2 separate regions of the Mus musculus genome follow, and region 2 is linked to region 1. Evidence: chromatin loops called from intact Hi-C (ENCODE). Cell type or tissue: heart. All regions are shown on one strand.

Evidence for each region. Hi-C counts contacts between places; a loop is a spot of excess contacts. Peaks named below come from ENCODE experiments on the same cell type or tissue, not always from the same donor. Only the 100,000 strongest peaks of a DNase experiment are listed, where the experiment ranks them.
Region 2: a loop joins it to region 1, with 8 times the contacts of the local background. A loop is called at or near these places in 11 of 42 quality-filtered maps.

What each region holds. Positions count from the first base shown.
Region 1 is chr11:63,208,382-63,216,381 of GRCm38, forward strand. No RefSeq gene overlaps it. Among named protein-coding and RNA genes, the nearest start is that of Gm29851, 38 kb to the right of the region's middle. In heart, CTCF peaks have their summits at 4,862 and 7,828; no DNase peak of the experiment used is centred here; H3K4me3 peaks cover 413 bases; H3K27ac peaks cover 1,969 bases.
Region 2 is chr11:63,388,555-63,396,554 of GRCm38, forward strand. No RefSeq gene overlaps it. Among named protein-coding and RNA genes, the nearest start is that of Gm40016, 72 kb to the right of the region's middle. In heart, CTCF peaks have their summits at 3,167 (motif pointing left) and 4,025 (motif pointing right); no DNase peak of the experiment used is centred here.

The DNA.
Region 1 (8,000 bases):
AACATTTCTCAAGGCAGCAGCCACAGAAACAACCTGCAGACTGTAAAGGTTTCACTCACCCTTTGTGATCCATGTGTATCCACCAGGCAGGGCCTGAGTTAACTGTTACCTGAGGTCATCACCCAGGGCTCCACCTTAAAGAACAAGACAGCCGAGGTTCAGAGCCTCAGTGGAGGTCAGACCTCAGTGGAGCCAGAGTAGCTGACAGGTGAAGGATTGTTTGCTAAAGACACACATGTATTGGGTCGCCTTACATTGCATTGTTGAGTTCCATTTGTCGTGACTCCATAAAGAGAAACACACCAAAAACAAAACAAAACAAAACAAAACAACTTCTGGCAGTGCTCTGGTGGCTTCTCAACAGGTGTCTTAGGGCTACATTGTGACCAAAAAGCAAGTAGGAGAGAAAAGGGTTTATTCAGCTTACATTTCCACATTGCTCTTTATCATCAAAGGATCAGGACAGGAACTCAAACAGAACAGGAACCCAGAGGCAGGAGCTGATGCAGAGGCCTTGGAGGGGTGCTACTTACTGGCTTTCTTCCCTTGCCTTTTCTCAGTCTGCTTTCTTATAGAACCCCGGACCACCAGCCCAGGATGGCACCACTCACAATGCTCTGCGTCCTCCCCCATCAATCACTAATTAAGAAAATGTCCTAAAGTTAGACTTTATGGAGGCATTTTCTCAACTGAGGTTCCCTCCTTTCAGGTGACAGTAGCTTGTGTCAAGTGGACATGAGACCAGACAGCACAATAGGCAAAGACTCAAGGTGCCCGTTTTTTTGTTTTGTTTTGTTTTGTTTTTTTGTTTTCTCTCTCTGATGCACCCTCCCAAAGTCTCCACTATGTTCCCTCCCCCATTTACTTGACTCAAAGCTCTCTTGTCTTTGATTCCATCTTGGGAAGTTGCTCTGTGGAATGGTAGACATTTCTTACATGGATCACTTTGTCTAGGAACTGAGTGATTTTCTAATTCTTCTGTAATAATATTTTGCTGGGATGGGTGTTCCATCTCACTCTGATTTTCAGATGCCACACTGCTGTCCCTTCCCCTGGAGTTCTTGCTTTCAGTTCTGTGGACTTAGAGTTGAGCTCATCTCTCATGGAACCCTAGCTGTTGCTGCTGGAGTTGGTTCCCCGGGTGGTTAATATTTTAAAGTCTTTGTTCTAGAAAGGTCGATCTCAGAGCTTCCTTTTTCTAGAGCAGCACCCCTCTGTTCCAGTCAGGCCAGGCTGCCTCCTCTCATCCCTGTGACCTTCCCTTGACCCAACACCCCAGGCCCATTGCACACCCTGTATCATGACGCAACTATGTTAAGCACTAGCTTGTCAGCAGAGATCTCACACAGAGCCAACATCTCTTCAAAGACTTGAACACCATGCCTATATTTGAGCTGTGTCATGGGGCCTCAAGCTTGATGGAAGAGATGTAGTGAGCCAAGGGCTTTCTTATAGGCTGTTTCTCACATCACTCCTTGCTAACGGCCACGCTTACAGTGCAGCTTACTTGCTCCTCATGCAGTATCTAAGATGAAGGGCTTATCAGTGCAACAGATGAGTACTGACTCTGCCATTCCTATGAGACACACAGGCTATTGACTGCTGCTTGGGACAGGCTTTTTTGAGGAAAGAGGTGAAACCATGAACCATGGATCCAGCTTCCTTTGGGCTTTGTCCAAAGACAGACGGACAGGTTGTTTCTTTGAGTACTGCCTTCTGACTCTCTCCTACATCTTGCTCAGCTCCTCTCCTTAAGGTCAAAAACTCTCATCAGTCCACATAGCTAAACATAGTGTAATTCCTACTGTCTTCTCTAGGTATTTCCTACCCCGTCCTCTCTCTTTGGCATTTCCTGTTCTCTCTCCTACTTCCTGAGTCAGCCTTGCCTGTCCACCAACCCTCCTGATTCCCGGAGGCTCACCCACAGCTGTGAAGGCTCTCCAACTATCAGAATTCATAGCTTTAATAGGGTGTAGAGTCTGGGGACACAGTGGTTAGGACAAAGAATGCTGAGTGGTGAGACAGGGAGACCTGCTCTCCTACCTGGCCTTTCAGGTTCCCTGAGTCTTCTCCTTATTCTGCTCAATCCTCAGTCACAAAACTACCATTGTTTGTACCCTGGATGTTTCGCTATCCAAGGTTTTCAACCTTGGTCACAACCCCTTTGCGGGTGTGTGTGTGTGTGTGTGTGTGTGTGTGAGTGTGTGTGTGTGTGTGTGTCACATATGAAGTATCCTACAGATCAGATATTTGCATTATGATCCATGATAGTAGCAAAATCACGATTATGGAGTAGCAACTCAATAATTTTATGGTTGGGGTCACCATAACATGAGGAACTGTATTTAAGGGTCTCAGTACTAGGAAGGTTGAGAATCACTGGCCGATTTGGACTGTGTGGTCTGTGAGAGTCGGGTCTCTGTCTACCTTGTTCATAGCCATTCCTGTTGCCATCTGTGGTTTTAATTTCTGCAGTTTCTGTTACTAAGTGTGATATTAAATGGAAACTGATGTGTTCTCAGTTAGAAGCCATTCCGAATAACACAAGGAAGGTTTGTATTGGCCTGCATCCTGCTGCGGAAGGAAAGCACCCCTGTTGACAGTGCTGCCATGATGGGGTCACTGCCATCCGGTCAGTCAGTCTGTTGTCTCAGGCATCAGAAGAGCTGTCCCTATCTGTGAGTTCAGGCAGCCTTTCTTTCACTTAACAATGACTGACTTAACTCTTGTGTGGTGATGCTTCAATCTGGGCTTGCCAATGGGAGAAGCTGTAATAGAAAAGGTGAAAGTTTGCAATCTAGTAAGAACGAAAACCAGATTCGTACCGAGGCTGCCAAGGTTCATGGATGTGGAGTTCAGTACTCTCGATATTCTCACTCATTCACTGTGTGTGTGTGTGTGTGTGTGTGTGTGTGTGTGTGTGTGATGTCCTACCATGCCCCAGATATCAAGCCAAAACACTGGCTCATAATAGACTTAATGGATGTTTTGTTCATGGAATGAGTACAAGGAGGGAATACATGTGTGCATGCCTGTTGTTATGTGTCTTTGGGGGATATTTGGAAACATGCATGTACACATGCACGCACTCACACACATATGTGTGTGTGGGTGGGGGAGGTGCGCACGCATGCTCATAGCAGATTTTGGCAGAGCCATTGTATCTGGCATGAATTCTGGGGTGAAGGTACCTAGGCTTTGAAATAGCCTTTTGTAAATCGTCTGTGATTGCTATCTGAGGTTTTATGAGGCTGCTTCTTCTGAAGAATTCATAAAGCCTTTGCATAACTTAGTCCTGAGACATTCCTGGCAAGCTAAGAAGTCTCCTCTGGCTGAGAATTGCTTAGGTAATAGTTCCTTCAGACAACTCCTAGATCAGATAAGAGGTTTTGGTATGCAGAAATTGGCTTGCTAAACATGCCTTTTGTGTAACAATTAGGAGGCTCTGCAAGCAGGTTCAGAGTTTAGTCTTGAGAGGTGGATCCCCCAGCTGCTGAGAAGCCCAAATCCGTCCTGCAGTGTCTCTCTTTCATTGATCATCCCATGTAACCCAGAACACTGGTATGTGTGCACATGCATGCATATGCAGAGGAGAAAGACTATAGCTAAGAGTTTATGGTTATTTAGCAACCTATCTTCTAAGTCCTACAGGCTGGATTATCTCCTATAGTAAAGCTGCACAACATGCATGCTAGCGTCCTTCCTGGTATCACTTGTAGCTAAAGCAGGGCACGGGTCGATAGAACAGAAAAGAAGCTCGCTTGAGGCTTCTGAGAATATTCTTTTAATAAAAGAGATACACAGAAGAGAAAATGCTTCTCTTTCTATCAGGTTAGTGCTATGGCAAATGACCAGGAAATGTGAATAGTTGATACATTGATGATGGGTGGTGATGATGATGGTGGTGGTGGTGGTAATGATGATAGTGATGATAATGGTGGTGATGATGATAGACTTGAACTGGCATATGGTCTTATTTTCCAGCCATTTCTGAAGAAGTCCCCTGACTGGTCAGCTCTTGTTATAACTCACTAAACAAAGCCCATTCCAAGTCATGATAGTAATGTGTGAGTGTGTGTGTGTTGGTCAGATAGGTTCTGTTCTGTTCCATTCAGAGATGTTCTACCTTGACCACAGCCTCCATCCCACAGCTCAGCACATCTAAAGGGGTCAAGGTATTCGTGTAAGATATAGTTTGCTTTGAGAAGAAGCCTCAGCCACTGTAGACCACTGTGGGTCGTGGGAACTGTGTGCACCCCTGTGTACCTCAGAGACTCTGAGCCACAGCAGCCTCTAAAGGAGGATTCAATGTAGGAGGTTGAGGCAGGGGAACCATGAATTCCAAACCAGCTTGGGAGTTCTACAACTACATAATGAGCTCATCCACACTACATAATGAGTTCAAGTCCAACCTGGGTTACAAAACAAGGCCCCATCTCAGACGGAAAAGGTTTTTGTTTGTTAATCCACCCGAGTCTTGGGAGGGTAGATTGTGCTGTAAAAATCCAGGTCAGGGGAATGGTGACATGTGTGGAGATTAGAGAGTCAGAAAGAGAGCTCCAAGCATGGGACCTGGGGTAAGTTGGGGTTCCAGTTTGCATTTTGCACAAACATTGTGCAAATTGTTCACAATTGTCCATTTTAAAAGATCTTCCCCCTCCATAATTTCAAGAAAAAATTAGAACAGCGATGATTTTTACAGAGATTCCCCTATTCTCTTCCTCTGCAAGCTTCTTCCTTACTTGGTCAGTACCTCTCCAGGAGAGTGGTGCGGTGTACAGGTAAGAAAAAGAATCCAGCCTGAAGCAGATCTTTACTCCTTGACAAAGAGTTGCATTCTGCAAATGCAGTACCCAGTCTGTCCACTGGGCGGCGGGTACAGCCACGCAATGTCCAGGGCAGGTTAGCTGTGGCGGGCTGAGTGGAAAGGCTTTCTAGGAAATGAAATATTTCTGCTCTGCACAGCTAGCTCATGGTCAATCTGATGGTTTTGTTTGTTTGATTGTTTGTTTTTGTTTTTAAATTTGCAAGCTCCTAGATACTTGAACAAGCCTATCTCTGCTTATAACATGAAAGAGACAAGCAATAGAGCGATGTTAAGAGATGAGAGAAGGTCCCCCAAAAAGCGGACAGCTGCAGGCAGCTCCATTGGAACAAAAGACCAGGAAGAGTCTGGGATCCACTTGTCCGGCAGCCCACGGCCACCTAGGCACTCTGGGTAAGTTAGGGAGACCACAGTATCAGGGACCAGCCAGCTAGAAAATTCCACCACAGCTGACTAACCAACGGCTTATTTATGCAGTTTACATGTGAGGTATGCATCTGGCCTGCTAGGAAGGGAAAAGAAAGTTCAGAATTGAGAATAAATATACGTTAATTTTTTAATTAAAAAAAAAAACAACAACCAAAAAACATTTTTTTTTTCCTTCTCAAGTCAATTCACACTAGGCTCTCAGAAAGTTAGACCTTCAGGGAAGACCTAGCTTGCCAGTGGATATTCATCCATGAGAACCTACTCTTGAGAGGACGTTCGATTCAGTTCTTCATCGTGGTATATGTCATGGTATATGTCCATAGCTCCAAGTCCTTGAATGGCCCAGGAGTAGGAAAAGAGACAGTATCAGCGTGCTCAGTGAGTGCTGGCGATGGGCGGAGTTCCGGAAGTGTGCGCCTTCCTTCAAGCATTCCGCTCTTCCGACTGATGACAACCTGCCAGGCTCCAGGGATGCCTCCATAACAAAGCACCTCGCGGACTTTGTGTTTAAGTGGGAGGTGCAGACTGAGGAATACAGCATCATCCAGTGAGAGTTAACTGCTCCAGAGGCGGTTGTGCGGGCAGGAAGAGGCCAGTGTGTGTAGGGGTGGGGTGGGGGTGGGAGGGAGAGTCGAACATTTAAATGTTGCTCCAAGGCATCTGCCTCAGAGGATATCCCTGCTGGGTGAGGTCACTGGGTGAGGAAATCCCGCCCTCAAAGCCTCTTGCCCAAGCTGCTGATTTCACTTGCGCATGAGTTTGATCAGCACACCGTTCGATCAGCACAGAGGTCTGACTGCATGAGGCATCTTTATTAATTGTGGACTCTCAGAAATTTCTACCCAGTGAGTTAATGAGAGCCAGGGAAGCGCTGGCTCTGCAGTGAGCCTTAGGTTAGTGCAGCACTCAGGTTCACAACATGTAGGTCAGGACCCCTGGGGAAATCAATGACCCTTTCACAGGGGGTCCCTAAAACCATCGGAAAACACAGATATTTACATTATGATTCTTAACAGTAGCAGAATTAGTTATGAAGTAGCAACAGAATTAATGAACAGAAGTTCATTGGTGTATATCTCTCTATGAAGTCATGACAAGCCGAGACCAGAGAAGAAAGCAAGGTGCACCAATGCCAGGGTGTCATCAGTGAAGACCAGCAAGGTGAACCCCAATAAAGGCTAGCAAAGTGAACCCCGATAAAGACCAGCAAGGTGAACCCCGATAAAGGGCAGCAAGGTGAACCCCGATAAAGGACAGCAAGGTGAACCCCGATAAAGACCAGCAAGGTGAGCCCCAATAAAGACCAGCAAGGTGAACCCTGATAAAGACCAGCAAGGTGAACCCATGCCAGAGCATCATCCACTGTCTGTTGGCTATACTTACACTTTTTAAACATCACATGTGCTCTTAAGTCTCTGCTCCAGCAAACATCACATGTCCTTTCACCAGACAGCTTCCAGAAAAACACCACATGACACAACTGAATCTCCAACAAAACCAGAAAATTCCACTTCACCCAGGGTCAGGCTCAGGCTTTTTGTCAGTTTTCTCTCTTGAGGGTGAACTCAGGGGACCCATGAGAAATATAGAAACTCTTCTGAGAGAAGCCCCCATGACCTAAGGACGTCCCATTAGTTGTATCTCTTATAGGTCCTATTCCCTTTTAACATTGCCACAGTGGAACCAACCTTCCATCATGCAAGCTTTGAGGGACAAACATGTCCAAACACACCAATGCTTACCTCAGTAAGGAGCAAAGAGTTGCTGCATCCATTTATACTGGCAGCAGGTCATTTGTTTTGAGTGTTTCTGAACAAAGCTGTCAGGAAGTTAATGTGCTCTGTTCAACTGCACTTGAGTTGAGTCTGATGACCCCCCACCCCTACCCCAGCCAGATAGCTAATTTTAGAATGCATGCAAGGCTTTTGAGACTGTCGGATATTCTGAGGCTGGGGTCCCTGAGCACAAGGACATGCTGACCCTTATGATGAGACCACTGAAGGTCATTCCTCTTTTAAGTACCACATGTGTGGATATGTAATCAGCTGTTGGTTATGGCGCTTGAGCCAGTTCTCTGCATAAGGTGAGAGTCGGATAATGGCATGCAGACAGAGCCACTGTGTCTGGAGAACAGCCACATTCCTGAGTTACATGATTGGATCAGCTTCTCTCTCTTCAGCTTTAGCTCTCTTGGTTTCTCCAAATCAGCTGTGTAGTTCCTGAGAGGTCTGTGTGCTGATAGGAAGGCAGGATGTTCTTCATGTCACCTTGTTGTCTGTTACTGTTGGGTTCCTGTGAACAAGAGACTCGAAGATTCTCTCTCTCTCTCTCTCTCTCTCTCTCTCTCTCTCTCTCTCTCTCTCTCTCTCTCTCTCTCTCTCTTTTCATGCCCAAATTGGAGATTATGAAGGCCATAAGGTAAATATATCCAGTATTTAAAAAAAAAAAAAAACTTCAAAATAAAGTCATTGTTTCTCTTCCAGTACTTATGCTTCAATCTAGCATCCCCCAAAGCATTAAAATTTTGTCAGGATTTCAAATGCGCCATTTTACCACAAGAGGGTGTATTTGACCTTTGTCAACAATAAAGACTAATATTTAAAGCCTCTCTTTATAGACAGGGACTTTTCAGAGAGCTTAATATGTAAGAGATGAATTCCAAATGTCATCAAATTACTTAGGAAAGTTCTTCATGTGTGCATGCGTGTGTGTCTGTGTGTGTGCACATGTGTGTCCAGGAAGTCTG
Region 2 (8,000 bases), 180 kb after region 1:
TGGAACTGGTGGAGGAAAGAGCTGGGGGGATCTTTGAAGATCATCCAACAGAGTTCCCTCATTTTCTTTATGATTTGTGGAGGCAAAGTGGTCTGTGCACAACCACAGTGTGAACAAGTTGCAGAACAGAGCCCGAGGGCTGGGGTCGTGATTCTTGGGGCCAGCATGCTCTCATTTCCCCAGCCGTCCCACTGTACTACCATCGAGTACCCTGAGATGATGACACATCAGGATGAAAGGGGTGAGTACCTGTTTAGAACAGCTAAATCAGCCTTCTCATCTTAGCCTTGAACAAATGCATGCAGCCTGAGAGCAAAGAAACTGTAGGTTCATGTCAGGGGGGTGTCTTTGCCTTGCTCTTTATCCTAATTCAGCCATAGGATGAACCTCTCTTGTGGCCAAATGTTTGCTTTTTTTTTAAATGGTGAGATGAGGTCTTGAAAGAAGAAAGTACTGAGGCTAAAATGACTACAGGATCCAGACAAACCACTTAATTAAACTGGAAAGTTCTGCTGTGCGGGAAGACGGACTGGGTTGTAGTGAGGGGCTGGGTGTGCTCCTGTCTAAGATACAGTGCCCCTTCTTTATCTACAGTTGTGCCTTCCATGATTTCAGTTACTCTTGTCAAATGTGATTTTAAACACAACAACAACAGCAGCAATGAAATCCCAGAAACAAACCATTTAGTTCAAGCTACCTGCTACTCAACAGTGGGTTAAAATCTTTACACCGAGTGTCCTGTCCATATCATCTGGGACATGATAGTTCCTCTGTGTTTGTGTTCAGTATCCACATTGTTGGTGCTGTTTACCCATTTGATGCTCATGTACCAGAAGGTGGAGACAAAAATCATACCACGTTTATTACATTGTTAATTTATCCGTTTTATTATCCATTGTTATTGTTGTTATTTTATTCTACCCATCTTGTCAATTAAACTTTAACACACATATATGTATACGTATATATATATACACATCATACATCATATGCATATACATCATATATGTAAACATATATATATGTACATGTACATATATACATGTACACAGCATGCATACAGGGCTGTCAGTATTACTCTTGGCTTCAAGCATTCACTGAAGTTGGGGGTACCTGAGATTGCACCCTCCAAGGATGAAGGAGGATAACTTTATCCCCATTCAAGAGTTAAAGCATGGGCTGAGGATGTAGCTCAGTTAGTAGTCCTGGGTTTTATCCCTAGCACACATGGTGGCCCACAGCTCAATCCCAGCACTACAGAGGTAAAGGTAGAGGATAAGAAGCTCATGAGCATCCTTGGATACTCAGTGAAGCCAGCATGAGATACATGAAATGCTATCTTGGAAAGACAAATGTATGATACTACGCTGATCAACTCACAGTTGTCTACACAGGACCAGTCCAGAGCCTTGGGTTTGGCCATGTAAGGACCTGTTGCTGCTACTTCTCTTTAGTGTGTTTGTGACAAGAGAAAGAGTTCACTGATAGACAGGTGGAAAGTAGTTTTGGGCCTTGCATCTCTACACACTCCTTGACATGTTCACCTGTGCTCTCTAGACCACTCACTAAACTCGATGGCCTGACCTTAACACACAGGCTAAGAGAACGCAATAGGAAGTCAGAGTGGCTATGAGTTCTCTGTCACTGGTACTCTGACAGTCTTGCTGGTTCACTGGCCCAACATGACTTAAGGCCTTGTCCAACCAAGTTACTTTGGGAATTCTTTGAAGGGGATGCTAGAAATGTAAAGGCCATACAAGTAGGCCTCCTGATCCCATCTATTGGTACATGTCAACAGATGGTGGAACCACTTGGTGACGTTTTAAACCTGGCTTTTCTTCAAGAATGCAAAACCTTTCCCTGAGTGTTTTTTTTTTTTCTGAAGGTTTTCAAAACATCTAGTCTTTCAAGTACTAAAATCTCCCTGAAGTTTTCCTTAATGCCCAGGCTGACATATTATAGGTTGTAATCGTCTGAATAGGTTTGGCCCCCACAAACTCATGTTTGAATCCATGGTTCATAAGAAGTGACACTATTATAAGGTATGTTCTTGTTGGAATAGGTGTGGCCTTATTGGAGGAAGTATGCCACTGTGGGCATGGGCTTTGAGGTCCTATGCTCAGGTTCCTCCCAGTGCAGAATAAATTCTCCTGCTGGTTGTTTGCAAAAGCCAATCTCTTCCTTGTTGCCTTCATATCAGGATGTAAAACTTTCCGTTCCTTCTGCAGCACCTTGTCTGCCCGTCATGCTTGAACAATATTTTATTTAACTTTATTGAGTACTGTCCAAGCAAAGGTCAATTGTATTGTTAATTAAAACAAAACAAGCATACAGTTTTGAAAATAATCTAATTACAATATGCAGACACACGATTAAACAGAACCTTGAAGTCTGAAAAGAAATTTGTGCAGGCATGGGTAACTAAGAATGTCTATCTGTGGTCAGGTTCTTTGATTTTTGTCAGAGCATGCCAGACCTCACTCAGAAGTAACATAGATGCAAACAACCCTAGCACTGTGCTGAGCGACCAGAACGATCCCATTGCATCTCTGCAATGCCCGGTGCAGTGGAACGAGCTCTTCACTCGCTGTGCTTCTGACACCAAATGTGTAGGGCCTTTTCTTACACCTCCTCTCAACCCCCTCCTCCCACCCACATCAGGAGAGGTCTACAACCCCACCCAATTCTAGCACCATTTAGAGGTGGCAACAGATAATATAAGTTAAAGACTTTGTCCTTCAACAGTATCTCTGAGACAATGGAGGGAGCCACCTCCTCCTAAGACACTGCTCAAATCTCTTTAGTGTTAGTGATAAAAGCTCTTTAAGCCCCCAACACCTGTTTTGTTGTTCATGTTTTTGTAAATAAGATTGGGAACAGGACAATCTGACTCCCCGGTTAGCTGCTCCTGGGCTCTCTCTGCTTAAAACCAGACAATTTGCTCTCACAGGTCTCTATGAGCTCTAGATAACCGCAAACATTTCCCTTTGGCAAGATGTGTCATTTCCCTGGTAGAGACTGCTGTGGTTAGTGCTAAGGAGCGACACTGCACTCATCCCCAAGTTGCTGTGATTAGTTCAAAACGAAGGTTCTAACTGTGGCCCTAACAAATGTCTATGAGGCTCACTGTGTGAGCTGGTGGTGTGACTCTTCTGTGCTGCCCCCTAGTGTTATAGCATTAGGTCCAATGAAAGGCCTCTCTGGAGTGATCTTTACTTGATTGCTTTCAATATTGAGGGATGAGCTGGTAACACAGAGAAAGTTGAAGTAGAGACAGCAGAGGGGCAGCAATGGCCTTGTGATGTGTGATGTGTGATGGCCAAAGAAGCAGGACACAGCCCTGGCACCAGAAAACCAGATCTATGTGGTGGTGGCCATGTACCCAGCTGTGGTCACAGACCTGGGCTCACCTGATGGTCCTAGACCTGCCCAGTGGCCTGGAAAACCTACTTTCCCTTAAAGGGATGCCCATGGTTTTGTTGTTGTTGTTGTTGTTATTGTTGTTGTTGTTATCGTTGTTGTTGTTGTTGTTTTTATTGTCTACTGCTCCTGGCGCTAGGTTCCTGAGAGGTCTACCAGGTGTCCTGGTCCTAAGCAGTAAGTGATACAATGGCTTGCACCTTAGCTCTGTCCTTGCATAGCACAGCAGATGAAGGTAAACAAATCCTCCCAGCTGCAATCTCTGGCTTGTGGGAAGGGTTAGGTGCTGCCGACAGTGAAGAAACATGAACGATAGAGAGCAGCCTTGACAGGAAGAGGGGAGGCTTAAGTATAAGAGACAGAGATGGAGAGGCCAGAGTAAAAGAAGGTAAAGGGCCATAGGGACCAGAAAAGAAAACATGCAAGTCCATTACCAGACAGTTCCAGAGAGCTGCCAAGACCTTGGGGCCAAGGGTTTCAACCTCCAAGCTGAATGGTAACACCAGCAACTGCCAAGGGCTAAGGATCCAGCACCTGCAAAGTCCTGGGATTGGGACACCTGTAGAGCTAAGGTTTTGATACCCCAGGCCTGCGTGAGGACCCTAACACTAGAGGGCGCTACTGTCTAGTCATTGCTGCAGAACCTGGAAGAAACCAAAGCTTCCAGAGACCAGCCCTTAAAAGGCTTTTCCTTGCCTGATGGGGATTTATATTCAAGCTTAGGAAGGGGACCTTCGGCTAGATAGTTGGTGACAATTCTATTTCAGGTATGAATCACACATCCCAGGTTCTACAGCTAGACTAAATGCTACGTTAGTTACTTTTCTATTGCAGTGCTAAAACATCGTGGCCAAAGTCAAGCTACAGAAGGAAGGGTTCATTTGAGCTCATGGTTTCAGAGGAGTGAGAGTCCCCTCCCATCACAGTGGCAGAGCAAGGAAGCAGAAAGACGTGGTGTTAGGAGCAGATGAGAGCCCACATCCCTCAAACCACAAAAGGGAAGCAGAGAGCTTCCACAAACGGAGGAACAACGTGAGTCTTTGAACTCTCAAAGCCTACAGTCACTGACCTTGTTACAAAGGAAAGCCAAAGAGAATGTCTTTTAATGTCCATTGGTCAAACCGAAGAGCTCATCTGCTCAGCCTTGTCATATCCCTGTGTTTGTGCTACAGTCGAAGGTCTGACCCCATGAAGAGACTGAAGACGTCGCCATCATTTCCCCCTTCATACTTTATTATAAGATCCCCATATATTTATCAAGAGTTAAAGTAAAACCAGGACCTCAGCATATGGGTCTGTGATGCTTCATTAACAATGGAATGCAATCCAGGACAATGACAGTGTCTAGTTGTCTTGCCCGTAATGAGTCACTGGGAGGCAGATAAGGGCGAGCGAAGGAAACATCTGCAGAGGTCAGCTTCATTGTGAAAAGCTAGGGGAGGACTGGAGCATCAGGCAGAGAAAACTATGCTGTTTTGCACAGTGGGCTCGGGCAGGGAGAAACGGGTACATTCTAGGCAAATTAATTTCAGTGGCTCATGGAGGTTCACTTGAGCATTGGAGACCAGGTTAAGAAACTGGGAAATGGGGAAGCCAGGACACAATGCGAAATCCGGTGTGACAAGCTCCGTTTAAATCATATGCAATAAAGGACTGGAGAGATGGTTCAATGGGGGAAGGTGCTTGCTGCACAGAGGCGAGGATCTGAGTTTAGGTGACTAGTATAATTGTAAGAGTCAGGCAAGCAGCTTGCATGCCTGTAACCCCAGAGCTGGGGAGACAGGCAGATCGCAAGAGCTCAACGAAGAACGGTAGTTGAAGAAACCCAATGCCAACCTCTGACCTTCAAATGCACATTCACGGACAAACACACCTGCACACATCTGAGTGGAGTGTGCATGCATGGATAAACACACACACACACACACACACACACACACACACACACACACACACACACACACATGTTTAGACAATAAAACATCAGATCTTAGGAGTGGCTCAGGATCCAAGATCTCAGCAACAATACTGAAGACTAGCTAAGGAGTCTTCCTCCTCAGCCTGACCTCTCTCCCATGCTAGCTTCGCAGGGTCAGTTTGCCTCAACAGAGGAAGTTTAAGTCTGAAGCTTGAGGCTAACCATTTTACAAGTAGTGATCAGGCCTCCCAAATCCAAGTAATGAACGCAAGCTTGACTTGGCGAGTGTGTATCTTTAGAGTGAAGGAATTTCTGCTCGGGAAAACAAACTAAAGCATAGCTCACGTTTTGTCAGACACTGCCTAGTTGCCTCCCAAGTAATTTAGCTTTGTCTTCCTTGACCAAACACATTTCATAACAGGCAGCCTTTCCCTTACTGCTAAGTGGCCTCAGGTACTGAATTATTAAAGGAAGAATGTTGGCTTCCCTAGCTGCTGATCAACTCGTTTCATGTAAATGCAAGGTGTTAAATATTAACCAAAATTGGGCTGTTTTTAGCTTTCTCCCCTGCTTACACTTTTTCCTTCCTAAAATACTTTGGCCCTTTGCAAGAAAGTCTTTACTCTAAAAGAGGCCATGTCAGGACAGATTGGGTAACCTGCCTGCACATAAACTACAAATACAGACAACTTGATGGCTTCAAATAAAACTATCAGCCTGACAGAACCACCTCAGAGCCTTCATACAACCCCCCACCACTCTCGGTAGAGTTTTCTAAGTGTAATCTTTATATTTTCATTTTTTTTATTTATTAAAAGAAAATAAATTGAGGGTTATTTTTTAATGAAAGTAACACATATATTGTTTGCTTACAAAGCAAGTTCTCAGAAAATGATCAAGATTTCTAATTCTCTCTGTAATTGGCTTTAACAAATGTGCAGTTAGCTCAGAGCTTGGGTTGTTAGCTCCCATGCCTATTGGATTTCTTTCCTGTGACTGTAGTCAGTTCTTCCACATCCACAGCCAGGTTCCCTGGCTCTTGACTTCCGTGTCAACAGTAAACTCACATGTTTGCCGAGCTGTTGGGTTGACTGTTCCTGAAAACAAGAAGCTAGTTCTCTTCAGCTCATGGTTCAGACAAATTCAGTGAAAATTCGTTGTTTGGGCATAAACACTCTTTCTCTACAGGATTCTGTAACCATGCACTCAGAAAGATTTGGGAGTATTACATACTTGGATTTCACAGTGGCAATTCACGAAATAAGCTTATTGGGTAGATGGAGGCATTCTCAACGAGTAAATGGAAGACATCACCTAGATCACTCAGGGAAACGTGACAAAAGAAATGGCTCACACAAAATACGATATTCTGCTATAACAGACCAAGGAGAAAGAACCACAGAGCTGTAACAGCATCTGTGTTAGCGTGGCTGGACCACGTAAGAAGAGCAAATGCAGTGGCTTGCCCTCAGGGTGCTACTCTGGAGGCTTGGGAGACCTGGCATTTGTGGAGGGAGTGAAGAGTATTTTTTTTTGTATGAGGGCCTAGAGCTTGGTGGTGGCTTCAGAGAAGGTCACTGAGACACTGTGGAAAATGAGGTGGGGTTTGAATATGGCTTCTTCCCTCCACAACTCCACAGTGAGGATTAATCCCTTCTCCTATGGTGCTGAGAGGTGGTTGGGGGCCTTGTGAGTGCATTGATGTGGTACTTGTGAGAGTGGGCTAGTTACTGGAAGAGCATGTTGTTATAAAGGCAGATGACCCCTGTTCTGTTTTTTCTCTTTGCATGGACATGCTTAGCAAATCCCCCAGCAGAAGCCAGGAAAGGGATGGTATCAATGTCCTTGGCTTTTCATAAATCAATGTCAGGTGTTCTGGTTGAGCAATGGAAGGCCAACTAAGACCACACTCATACACACAAACACACTGCACCTGTGTGTGTGAGAGAGAGAGCATGGGTGTTCTCTGGGGTCTGTGTGTGTATTCTGAGTGTGAATTGTATCTGTGTATATGATTCTACCAGATCCTCACCAAAGAAGCCACTAACCATTTACTCAGGCAAGAGCACACCAAAGAAGAAGCTCACTCCATTTGAGGGGTGGGAGAGACAGGGTTCAAACGGACATTAAACCCAGAAATTCAAACCACCTCTCCTGAGAGCGTCACATACAAGGGTAACATGCAGTAGGGTTCTGACTCAGGTCCATCTTACTACTGGATCCAGACACTAGTAGCCATGTTCCTGGTTCTGAATAAGTGATGGAAATAAACATAGGAAGTTAGCAAAGTATGTACATTGATTCATTGACCTATAAACTCAGAGTCCAGTAAGAAAGGCAGTGTAGAAGCCCTGGAAGCTTCCTCCGTAGCCAGGGCTCTATACAACGTCGAACAAATGGTGGGAAATGGCAGGTCCATAGCACTTAATGATTTAAAGAAAACAGAGGCAGAAGCTCTGTAAGAACCAGGCTAACCATGGGCAATGAGTGTGCTCCTGGAAACTTAACCAAACGCTATAGCCAATCGCAGCTGCCATCCTGGAAGTGCGGTCTTCATTAGAGGCTCTGGCAAGTGGCGTGGAGCTGATCTGATGAACACAGTCTTTTCAATACCCATCAAAAAGGCAGACAGAAGCAATTTGCATTCATACGGGGTGAACAG